Linked DNA regions of Homo sapiens: region 2 is linked to region 1. The links are chromatin loops, found by intact Hi-C in ENCODE. Cell type or tissue: OCI-LY7. All regions are shown on one strand. Links, peaks and the distances in the headings refer to the core of each region. The heading gives the core; the rest is flanking DNA. Region 1 overlaps SORL1 (sortilin related receptor 1). Region 2 has its middle 79 kb from the start of SORL1.

Evidence for each region. A loop is a pair of places that touch in the nucleus more often than their neighbours do. Peaks named below come from ENCODE experiments on the same cell type or tissue, not always from the same donor. Only the 100,000 strongest peaks of a DNase experiment are listed, where the experiment ranks them.
Region 2: a loop joins it to region 1, with 3 times the contacts of the local background. A loop is called at or near these places in 2 of 110 quality-filtered maps.

Annotation. Positions count from the first base shown.
Region 1 is chr11:121,567,930-121,573,310 of GRCh38, reverse strand. It overlaps SORL1 (sortilin related receptor 1), which reads right to left. Exons shown (of 48, transcript NM_003105.6): 23 at 3,041-3,154. Among named protein-coding and RNA genes, the nearest start is that of SORL1-AS1, 120 kb to the right of the region's middle. RefSeq lists enhancers at 1,566-2,065, 2,066-2,567, 3,028-3,197, 3,308-3,357. In OCI-LY7, for the core only: no CTCF peak of the experiment used is centred there; DNase peaks (open chromatin) are centred at 3,130 and 3,450; H3K4me3 peaks cover 1,606 bases; H3K27ac peaks cover 4,903 bases.
Region 2 is chr11:121,371,115-121,376,495 of GRCh38, reverse strand. No RefSeq gene overlaps it. Among named protein-coding and RNA genes, the nearest start is that of SORL1, 79 kb to the left of the region's middle. RefSeq lists enhancers at 3,098-3,875, 4,373-4,432. In OCI-LY7, for the core only: no CTCF peak of the experiment used is centred there; DNase peaks (open chromatin) are centred at 1,743, 2,025, 3,195 and 4,275; H3K4me3 peaks cover 3,668 bases; H3K27ac peaks cover 5,000 bases.

The DNA of each region.
Region 1 (5,381 bases), core at 55-5,054:
TGAGTCTGCAACCTACAACTTACTTAACCTGCCTTTACTTGGTAGCATTATTATGAAGATAAACCAGGGAACAAGTTTGGAACCAGAGCCTATTAAATAGGATGTAAATATAATGGGCTCTAAACAAATGTCACTTCTCTTCCTCATCATTCCTCATGTCCTTCTGGCATTAGAATGGATACAGAATTAGATTTTTCTTCCTCTCCTAAGTAGATATTTCCTGTGCTTAAGCACAATCCCTGGCACCCCGTGAAACACCCTCCAGGAAAGGCGAGGGGAAGGCAGGCTGCTCTCAGGAGAGTGAAAGGCTGACCCAGGAGGTAAAATGTGGCAGAACAGAATGCTGGCACGGGGGAGGGGTTGTCGTGCACGAAATGCCAAATAGCAATGCTGCCGTTAGACATCCTGGCAGCTCTTATTTGAGGCTCCATTTCTTCTCTGTAATTGAGCTCGTGGTGGGAGGCAGGGGATGAATGCAAAATGACAAGACTGCAGGGATTCGCGTCAAAACCCTGAGTGCCTGACAGTCACCCAGCTAGAGGAATCTGTGTAAGAGGGAGGGAAACCCACTGACAACACCCTCCTGCATCCCGGTGTCCCCCCTCCTCCACTGCTCCCTGGCAGCTGGCAGGGTGCCTCACTTAACTCCCCACATGGCAGTACTCAGTCACTGCGGTCCAGCTCCTGCAGCCCTGCTTAGAAACAGGGAACCTCTCTCCTCCACACGCAACCTCCTTGATGAGGGAGACACACATGCAGGCACAGATAAGCCCCTCTCTCTTGACTCCCAGTCTCTGAGTTTTAAATCCTTCTGGTTCCTCCTCTCCACGCCTCAGCTCCATCTGACATGTGTAGACCTGAGCCAGGTGAAACAGGGAGACGACGGAGCAGAAAGTAGGTCTCGGGGTCTCTGGAAAGTGAATCCCAGCTGACATTCACGCCAAGCTGGGAGGAGGGCAGGGCCAGCTCCATCCTTCATGCACAACTGTGCAGTCTGCAACAGAGCTCAGGGGCTGGGTGGGAGGAAGCCATTGGAGGCAGCAGGTGCCTCCCAAAAGATGCAGGTCTTCATTCCTCTCAAAACTCGGAGCCAATACAAGATTCAGCTTGTCCATTTAGTAGAAACCAAGCCCAAGGGCACAAGGAGGAATGCTCTGCCACCTGTGTCCCTCACTCTTGGATATGAGGTCATCTGGTTTGTATCTCCCTGCTTCCACTGTGCCTAATTATGTCTGGGCAATTTCCTTGTAACTTGTTAATTCTAAGAAGCATCTTCTATCCCACCCAGATATGTAATAAACTCCTTTCCATTATCTGCTTCAATGCTGTTAATAAGCATTAATGTTTTTAAAGAGCTTTGGCTATTCCCCCACAAATATCACACCTTCCTGCAACTCTGATAAAGGAGGCTTTATAGGCCTTATTTTTTGCAGAAAAGACACAGAGAGGCTAGTGCTTTCCCAAATCTGCCATTCAGCAAATAAGCTCTACTCCCTCGGTGTGAAAGGCACCCTCTGAATCCAAGGGAAAACGATTAAGGAAAGGCTTTGTAAATAACCCTCTATCAGCCAAAAGGGGGAGTCTATAGGATTGCAGGGCCCAGATGTGTTTAATGAGCTGGATATTTCACAAGTTGCTTTCTGGGTGAAGTGGCAGGGGAGCCGGGCACAGGCCCCACGGATGACTGGCTAAATGAGTATCTAGAGCTTCCCATTAATCTGTTCTTACAGTACAAATGGGTAAATGAGCCCCTGGGTTGCCAAAGGTAAAATATATAAAAGAGAAGCCTCTGACTTGGTTCCTGCTTCTGGTCTCTCTCCATCAAACGCATTCTGCCCACTACTTATCCTTCCAAAGATGAACTTTCATCACATGACATCAGTGGTTCCCAACTGCTTCTCCGATAAAGTCCACAAAGCCCTTGCTGTCCTGGGCGCTGCCCACTCATCTAACTTCACCTTGGCCCCTGTGCCCATGCCCATTCTCCATAACTCAAACCAGTTTCCTGGCCATGCCAGCTTCCCCACATGCTGCTCCCTTGCCTGTGAATTGATTCCCTCCACCTCTGCTTGGTTCACCCCAGACACTCTCCAGAGCTCTTTGCTAGGGCCTGCCCAAGTTTGCTTTGGGTGCCCATCCTACATGCATATGACACTTCCGCATCGCAGTGCCCGTCACTCTACTGTAACTGCCTATTTTTCTGACTCCTACTTCAGACTGTGAACTCCGTTTCTGCCTTGATCGGCAATATATATGCAGGCCCAGCACAGAGCCTGGAACACAGGGTGTATAGCAACTGCTTGTTGAGTGAGTGCATGACTGACAAAAGGGCAAATCATCTCCTTATAAGATAATGTCGAAGCTATTAAAAATTAAGTGAAGAAAAGATAGTGAAAATTCATGGTTAATAAACTATCTGTTATTTGTGGTTGTTTGGTTTTAACTTCTGCTAACCACAGTCTTATACTTTAGAAGTCAGATCTTAAAAATTATACAGCCTAAAGATGACACTTACATGGCATGTACACCAATGGCCCCACACTGTAGGCCAAGCTATGCATTACTAACCAATGAAAACAATCTCTCTTGAGCCTGGTAGGTAGCCAACATCAACCAACTGGAGTAAATACTCATTTCCCATCCCTAAAAAGGCTGAATATTGAATTTCCAAATCAAAGAATATCACCTGTTTACTCGCCCCAAGTCACCAGCTTTATTACAGAGCCACAGCCAAGATTAGAGCCCAGATTGCCAAATCAATTCAGTTTCAGCCATGTGACGTTTATTTATAAATCTCTTGTAACGAGTGGTACTTCTGGGGTGGTTAAAAAAATATTATGTATATAATATTAATCCTATATATCTAATATCTACCTGTGTATGGAAATATGTTTTCTCTGTCATCTAAGCCCCATCAACTTAGATGGGCATCACCAATCATGGGTGGCCCTCGCCCTAGACCTTAGGCCCTCAGCCTGGGAAGAGCCAACCAGGCTTCTGAGTAATGGTAAGTGCTTAACGTCCAATCCAGAAGACTCACGGCAGTTTCTCTCATCGCTCATGTCTCCACAGTCGTTGTCAAAGTCACACCACCAAATGCTGTTGATACAGTTCCCGTTGCTGCAGCGATACTGGTTGCGAAGACAGGTGTTCTCTACCCATCAGAGTGCGGCAGGGGAGGAAATGAAACCAATATTATTCTTACTGCTGGACCACAGGTCTTTCTCTTTTGAGTTTCCCTCCCTTTAGTAACTATCGGGGGAAATTCAGCCAGATATCGGGTGAAATTCACCCCCGATATTTCACATAGGTTCTTTTCTATTTTCCCTAAGTGTCGGCCGGTCTGAGAAATAAAGGGACAGCGTAAAAAAAGAGAGAAATTTTAAAGCTGGGTGTCTGGGGAGACATCACATGTCGGCAGGTTCCGTGATGCCCCCTGAGCCGTAAAACCACCAAGTTTTTATTAGTGATTTCAAAAGGGGAGGGAGTGTACGAATAAGGTGTGGGTCACAGAGATCATGTGCTTCACAAGGTAATAGAATATCACAAGGCAAATGGAGGCAGGGCAAGATCACAGGACCACAGGACGGGGCGAAATTAAAATTGCTAATGAAGTTTTGGGCACGCATTGTCACTGATAACATCTTATCAGGAGACAGAGTTTGAGAGCAGACAACCAGTCTGACCAAAATTTATTAGGCAGGAATTTCCTCATCCTAATAAGCCTAGGAGCACTACAGGAGACTGGGGTTTATTTCATCCCTACAGCTTCGACCATAAAAGATGGCCGCCCCTCGAAGCGGCCATTTTAGAAGCCTACCCTCAGGGACGCATTCTCTTTCTCAGGGATGTTCCTTGCTGGGAAAAAGAATTCAGCGATATTTCTCCCATTTCCTTTTGAAAGAAGAGAAATGTGGCTCTGTTCCGCCCGGCTCACCGGCAGTCAGAGTTTAAGGTTATCTGTCTTGTTCCCTGAACATTGCTGTTATCCTGTTCTTTTTTCAAGGTGCCCAGATTTCATATTGTTCAAACACACATGCTCTACAATTTGTGCAGTTAATGCAATCATCACAGGGTCCTGAGGCGACATACATCCTCCTCAGCTTACGAAGATGACGGGATTAAGAGATTAAAGTAAAGACAGGCATAGGAAATCACAAGGGTATTGATTGGGGAAGTGATAAGTGTCCGTGAAATCTTCACAATTTATGTTCAGAGACTGCAGTAAAGACAGGCATAAGAAATTATAAAAGTATTAATTTGGGGAACTAATAAATGTCCATAAAATCTTCACAATCCACGTTCTTCTGCCATGGCTTCAGCTGGTCCCTCCGTTCGGGGTCCCGGACTTCCCACAACAAGTAACATGATGGTAAAGGGGGAGGAGGAATGCCAAGCACACGTGTCTACAGGGAAGGAAATGTCCCATACTAGCCTCTTGCTTTCCTCTTTTAGTTAAAATCAAAAGAGAGGAGGAGGCTGGAAGAAATATTTAGAAGCAGATACAATGCTTTAAGAAGGATAACCACAATACCAGTTGAGTCTATTGGGTAGTGAATACAGTACATCAACATTATAAAATACTAATTACACACAGAACTCCTTAATGGACTGTGTCTACACAGAATTAAAACATACAGATTCAATATATCTATAGGTATGTTTTTATATACATAGTTATATATATCCATATATATTCTATCTATCAAGCAAATGAGTTATGAAGATTTTCTCAATACTCTGAGAAATTTTTCTGCCCCATGACTACTTTAAAGCAAGCAATTAAAATTCCTTACAGAAAAAAAATGTATAGTTTGGCAAACTGCATCAAGGACATGCGATGATTGGTCTCATATTTGGATAATCAAAGGCATTCTAATGGGAAATATGGAGTAGCTTTCTTCCCCTTCTCTTGGAATTTAGTGTTGATTCTATTTCTTTCCAAACAGTTTTAAGATTGTATCCATAGCCTGAAAGAAAGTCTCTTGTTTCTAAGAAAGAAAGGCTCATCTTTTTTCTGTTTATATTTCTTAAGGAAGATTGACTAAAAGGCTTGTATTGTGTGTTTCACTGCCTTGGACTTGGGCCGCTGTGAGAAGCAGGGTTAGGATTACAAAGCAAATAGAGTAGGCACAGTGGCTCATGCCTGTGATCCCAGCTCCTTGGGAGGCAGAGGAGGGAGGATCCCTTGAGCCCAGATGTTCAAGACCAGACTGGGCAACAAAGTGAGACCTCGTCCCTATAAAAGAAATTAGCTGGGCTCGTGCCTGTAGTCCTAGCTTCATGGGAAGCTGAGACAGGAGGATCCCTTGAGCCCAGGAGTTTGAGTTGAAGCTGCAGTGAGCCGTGAATGTGCCAGCCTGGGCAATACAGCAAGACCC
Region 2 (5,381 bases), core at 272-5,271, 200 kb after region 1:
AGGGGTGCATCCATGAAATTGGGACCAGAGCTTCTCCCAATCAGAGAGGGAGGTTCCTCTTCATCAGAGTTTTAGGTCCACGTGGGCCCTACTGCTGCCATTGCCACAACCACCTCAGGATTGTATGGGGACTGGAGCACAACAAAATGGAGGAAAAAGCAGAAGAAAAGTCGACTGCTGCCGCCACTTCCCCTAAGTGGTAGGAGTCCCATTTTCTGTTTCCTCTAGCCAGAAGTAGCAGACCTCTCCTGGAACAGTCTCTGTCTCTTTCTGGTTCTCACAGTTTTCAGGCAACCTTCAATCCAGGCCAGAGGATACCAAGGAGAAAAAGGGTGGGGGACAACAACTTACTGCTGGTTCTGTGATATTTCACATTTTGGTCTTATTTCCCAATCCACCTGCTATCATTTACTTTTCAGCATCCTCAAATAACTTCCATGCATTCTTTTCTGTTTTTTTATTTTTATTTTTTATTTTTATGAGACAGGTCTTACTCTGTCACCCAGGCTGGAGTGCAGTGGTGTGACCGCGGCTCACTGCAGCCTCAAACACCCAGGCTCGAGCAATCCTCCCTAGTAGCTGGGACCAAAAGCGTGCACCACCACATCTGGCTATTTTTTTTTGTTTTGTAGTTGTGGGGTCTCCCTATGTTGCCCAGGCTAGTGTCAAACTCCTGGCCTCAAGCAATCCTTGTGCCTCAGCCTCCCAAAGTGATGGGATTACAGGCAGGAGCCATTAAGCCCAGCCCTTTTCAGTTTTTGTAGCTGCATTCACTGGAGGAGGCAGGGTGGCGTCTGGTTACTTCATCTTCTATGCTTCTATCTTGCTTTCTGAGGATTCTATCTCTGCCAAACAGATTGTAAACTGATGTAGGGCAGAAAGGGGGTGATCCCTTTCCTCCCCATCATAAAGTGTTATGGCCTACATCCCTATAATAAAAAACAGGTCAACAAGAGAAAAGCATAACAAATTTATTACATGCACATGTATGCATGAGAGTCATACAAAATCTGAACTCAAAGAGAGGCCAGATGGTTGAGACATAAATGCCCCCTTCATAGGGGAGAAGATAATGGGGGAATGAATAGGCCCAATGAGGACAATTATTAGTAAATGATTCTTTTTGGGAAGGTGAGGGGCAGAACCACACAGAAAGAAAGGTTGTCTTATCATGCAGATAAAGTCCCCCAGGTAATCTCTCTGAGGTGCTCTCTGAAAATTCTATGAAAAGTCTGTCTGGGTGTAGTGATGACTCCAGTCTCTTCTCTTCTTAGGTGGTTGATCTTTGCTGGTCATTTGATGAGATTCCTAGGGAGAGGGTCTTAAAATTGCATTTCTTCTGGAAAGAAGCTTGCTTTCTTATTCAGATAAGGAAAGTCCAAAGAGAGAGAGAGAGAGTCTCTCCCTGTACCCAGTGAAGGATTTGGGAAACAGTGGACAATAAGACAAGGTTAGAGGAACCTTGATTCTGAGGCAGCTTCAAAGGCCTCTCAGCATGTAAAAGTGCCAGTCTTTGGTGTATTGCTTTCTGAGCTCCAACACTGACGAACTAGGCTTTTAAATTTCACTTTTTTTATTCTAAGATAACTTTACAAAAGCAAAAATCACTAAGAAAAAAGTTGACCTCTCAAGGGAAGTAAAATATGTTTAGTTTCTTGGCTTTTCAGATTACTTTGCTTCCTCTTTAAGATCATGGGCAAGAGAAATCCAAGACAGAGCCTGGTTATTGTACACCATACATATTGTGAAAGGAAAATAAATCTTGTGACCTCAAACTCACTAAGCCAAAGGGAAAAGTCAAGCTGGGAACTGGGTCATGCAAACCTGCCTCCCATTTTGGTTCCCAAATACAATGGCTACAAAATGAAAAGCTACACCCCTCCCTCATATTTTGCCCACAAGGAAATTCCTTGTGGGCCCCAAGCTCTTTACCCCAAAGCATTTCTGTTAAAATTCACCAGTGCAATGCAAATTGATGGCTTATCTTCACAGGTGCAGGGCCACATAGGACAGAACTCAAGTCATCCCTCTGCCTACCTGACACAAAGGCAGATCTGATTATTTCCTCTGCCCTATTGTCTATATCATCTTATGTAAAAATGCAGATTCACTGAGCCAGACAAAGGCATGAATGACTATTTTCCCCCTACCCCCCTCTTACATGAAAATTGTGTATTTCTCAATATCCCGTCCTTTCCCTTTTAAATTTGAAGCCCTCAGAATTATCTTCAGAGAAAGACATAGGCCTGTCTCCAGAGTGTGAGTCCTTACCTTTGGCAAATAAACCTCCTAAAATGAGTGAGACCTGTCTTGTCGTGTTTCTCGATTGACATCTGGTAACAACGGAGGGATCCTGAGTAAAGGTGGCCCAGGCCTGCGGCTGCCCTCCTGTCAGTACTTGGTACTGGCTTGGGCTCTTTATAGCTCACACCGATAGGACAATTTGCCAAGGTCTAGGGCCTCTTTCCTGCAGGGATCCCTGACCTCCCAACATTTTTAGTTGGGTGTCTGAGGTTAATTTGCTGTTAGGGAAAACTCCTTTTTGCTGGGAGTTTCCACTTGCTTCTCTCACGGAAGGTGGGCTTGTCTGCTTCTGCATTGGCAGAGAGCGGTCTTCAGCTTGGGCCCCATCAGTAGGTAAGGAGCTGAGTTGGGATTCTGTTTTGCAAATTCTCTTTAATGACTAAAGTTAGTGTTAACAACCAGCTGGTCTTAATTTCTCCTTACATTTAGAGCACTCAGAAATGTATAATTTGTGTGATCGTTGTTTTGCTTAGCTGTTTTGTTTGTTTGTTTTCTGTCTTATTCGGGGGTTTTTCTGTATGTTTTCATCCTTCTCTTATTAGATTTGACCAACTCGAAGCCCCTCTCGCTTATGAGTGTGGAATTTTCCACTCCAAAGAAATAAGAGCACCATGCTCCCCTCAGCCTTTCAGGGCATTTTCAGGCAACTGAGAATCATATGAGAGGGTCTCGGGGGAACGCTCCCTAAGACGTGCAGCGGCTCTGAGTAGGTTACCCCCTCAGAAGAACACACTTCGAGCCTAATCTCAGCTGGCAGGTGCATATACGGAGCTGACCCCTCCCGCACCTTGAGCCCCGACACACTGTGCCACACAGCCATGACACAGGTGGATCGAATTGGTTCAGGGAGTAACAGCCCTGAAAAGCTAGGTCTGCAAGCAGAACACCCTGGGTCTGACACTTCCTGACTTGGTAAATCTGAAAAAGAAAGTAAATTATGGGGAACAAGACCTCTAGGTTGGCTAAAACCCAGCAGCTGTGCAACATAAAGCTCCACCTTTAGAAACTCCAGCCGGGTACCTGCAAAATACTTATGGCGAGTTGTCATGCAAATGTTTAACCAAGTGGACCCTTATAACCAAAGCAGACTCCAAGTTACCATGGCCTAGATGGGGATCTTTTGAGATGCACAAATTAGCATACCTGTGAACTAGGATGGAAAACACAGGCACAAAAACAACCAGGATGGGAGAGCTACTTTCAGTGGTACCTGGAGAGTAGCAAAGGCGGGGAAGATCACCTCACCTCCTCACAGGAGGCCAACAAACAACTCAGAAGTGCTAACCAAAGACTCTCTAATGTTTTATCTCTTTTAAAGGAATCCTCTAAATCCCTTCCTTTCCTCTTGGAGATCCCCCACCTCCCCCTCTACCCTGACCTCTCTGAACTTCCTGAACCAGATCTGTTCCCTCCTTCTCCTGCATGTTCCAGTCCACCATCCCCCCACTTCCTTGTCTGCCACTCACTCAACAGAAGGTAGTAGGGGGTCTAACTCCCAAGACCCTACTTACTATGGGTTCCCTAGTAACCCTGGTGGCAGCCTCTCATCTGGAAGATGTGGAGAAGGAGGACACTGTAGGGTTCCTGCAGTTTTTGTGCTTCATTTATCATCTTTTTTTTAAGAAAAAAAAAAAAAAAACAAGATTCAGTAAAGAATTCCTTTCACAGCACACAGCCTGAAGATAGGGTTCCAGGTATATGCTGCAGCCTGGAGACTTTGTCTACTGGAAAAGACATTTAATGAAGGACTCCCTTCAACCCCAGTGGAATGGCCATACCAGGTACTATTGGCCAATCCATGTAGCACAAAATTAGAGGGTATAGACTCATGGATTCACATCTCTCATCTTAAAAAAGGCACAACCTCCTGAGTGGACAGTGACTCCCGCCAAGGATCTTTGCCTTCGACTCACTAAACATTGAACTTTGACTCAGGACTAGAAGCAGATGACAGCTGTTGTGGACTGCTTAAACCCAAGACACAGGGCCAGGCCTGTATACAAAAGAACACCTGTGCTTATTTTATAATAGCTATTATGACTATTGTCCTAGAGATACTGGCAACTGCTGTCTTACACAGAACAAGGCACTTGCCTTGTCTGACTTAATGTCCTTTTAGTAGCTAAAATCAATTTCACAACCTTGCTTTTATTTCTCCTATGTCACTACGCCTTCTTGCCACTGCCACCCACTGTCACCCATGAAACAAACCTGTTTCTGCAATGGGCTCAGGATTATGCATACAGATTACAAAAGGAGGCCTGCTGGATATGCGGACTCATGCCTCTTTCCAGGGGCTCCAGCCTGCCATGGCGGATATCTGTCTTCCAATGGCAGAACTGGATAAAATATCAAAAATGTATTACATCACAGAAACAGTCTGGTATCCTTAGTGCTGGCATAACAAAAGACAATATAAGTAACTGACCCATTAAAAACACTATTAAGAGCAAGAGACAGGGGAAATGTTTTTTAATGGAAAGGATCAGCTCACTAACTCTCACTTTAGCATCTCCCCAGCTAAAAGAGAAGGTGACAACTATGCCCCAAACAATGGCTCATTTTCAAAATGGGATAATGAAAATTTGGGATGGGACTCTGTGGCTCACCCCTTCATTAGGTCAGCTTAGCCGAAATGCTCCTTTATGTTGGGAACAAGGAAAACACACCAACGACCAATGGCCAAACAGTAGAAGAGATATGGGGTGGATACCTGGAGAACATTGTGACCACATTATTATATGACAAGACACAGACTGGCATGCCACCAATTGGGTACGGCAACCAGGTATTTATTGGCTACCTCCAAATGGGACATAAGGGTTATGTGGCACTAACATGGCTGTGGTTACCTCCAGGATGTTATGATGAAGTTCACTAGGTGGTTATACTTGCACACAAGGATGAATAATTCAGACCCTACCAAAACCAGCAAATCTTTTTCATTTACAATCCTGCTGGACACATTCGGTATTCCAATGGTATGATCACTTAGCTTCAATCTTTGTACCACAAATAGGTATTGAAGATGTTATATGGTATATAGAGGCCTAATACGGTTTGACTGTGTGTCCCAA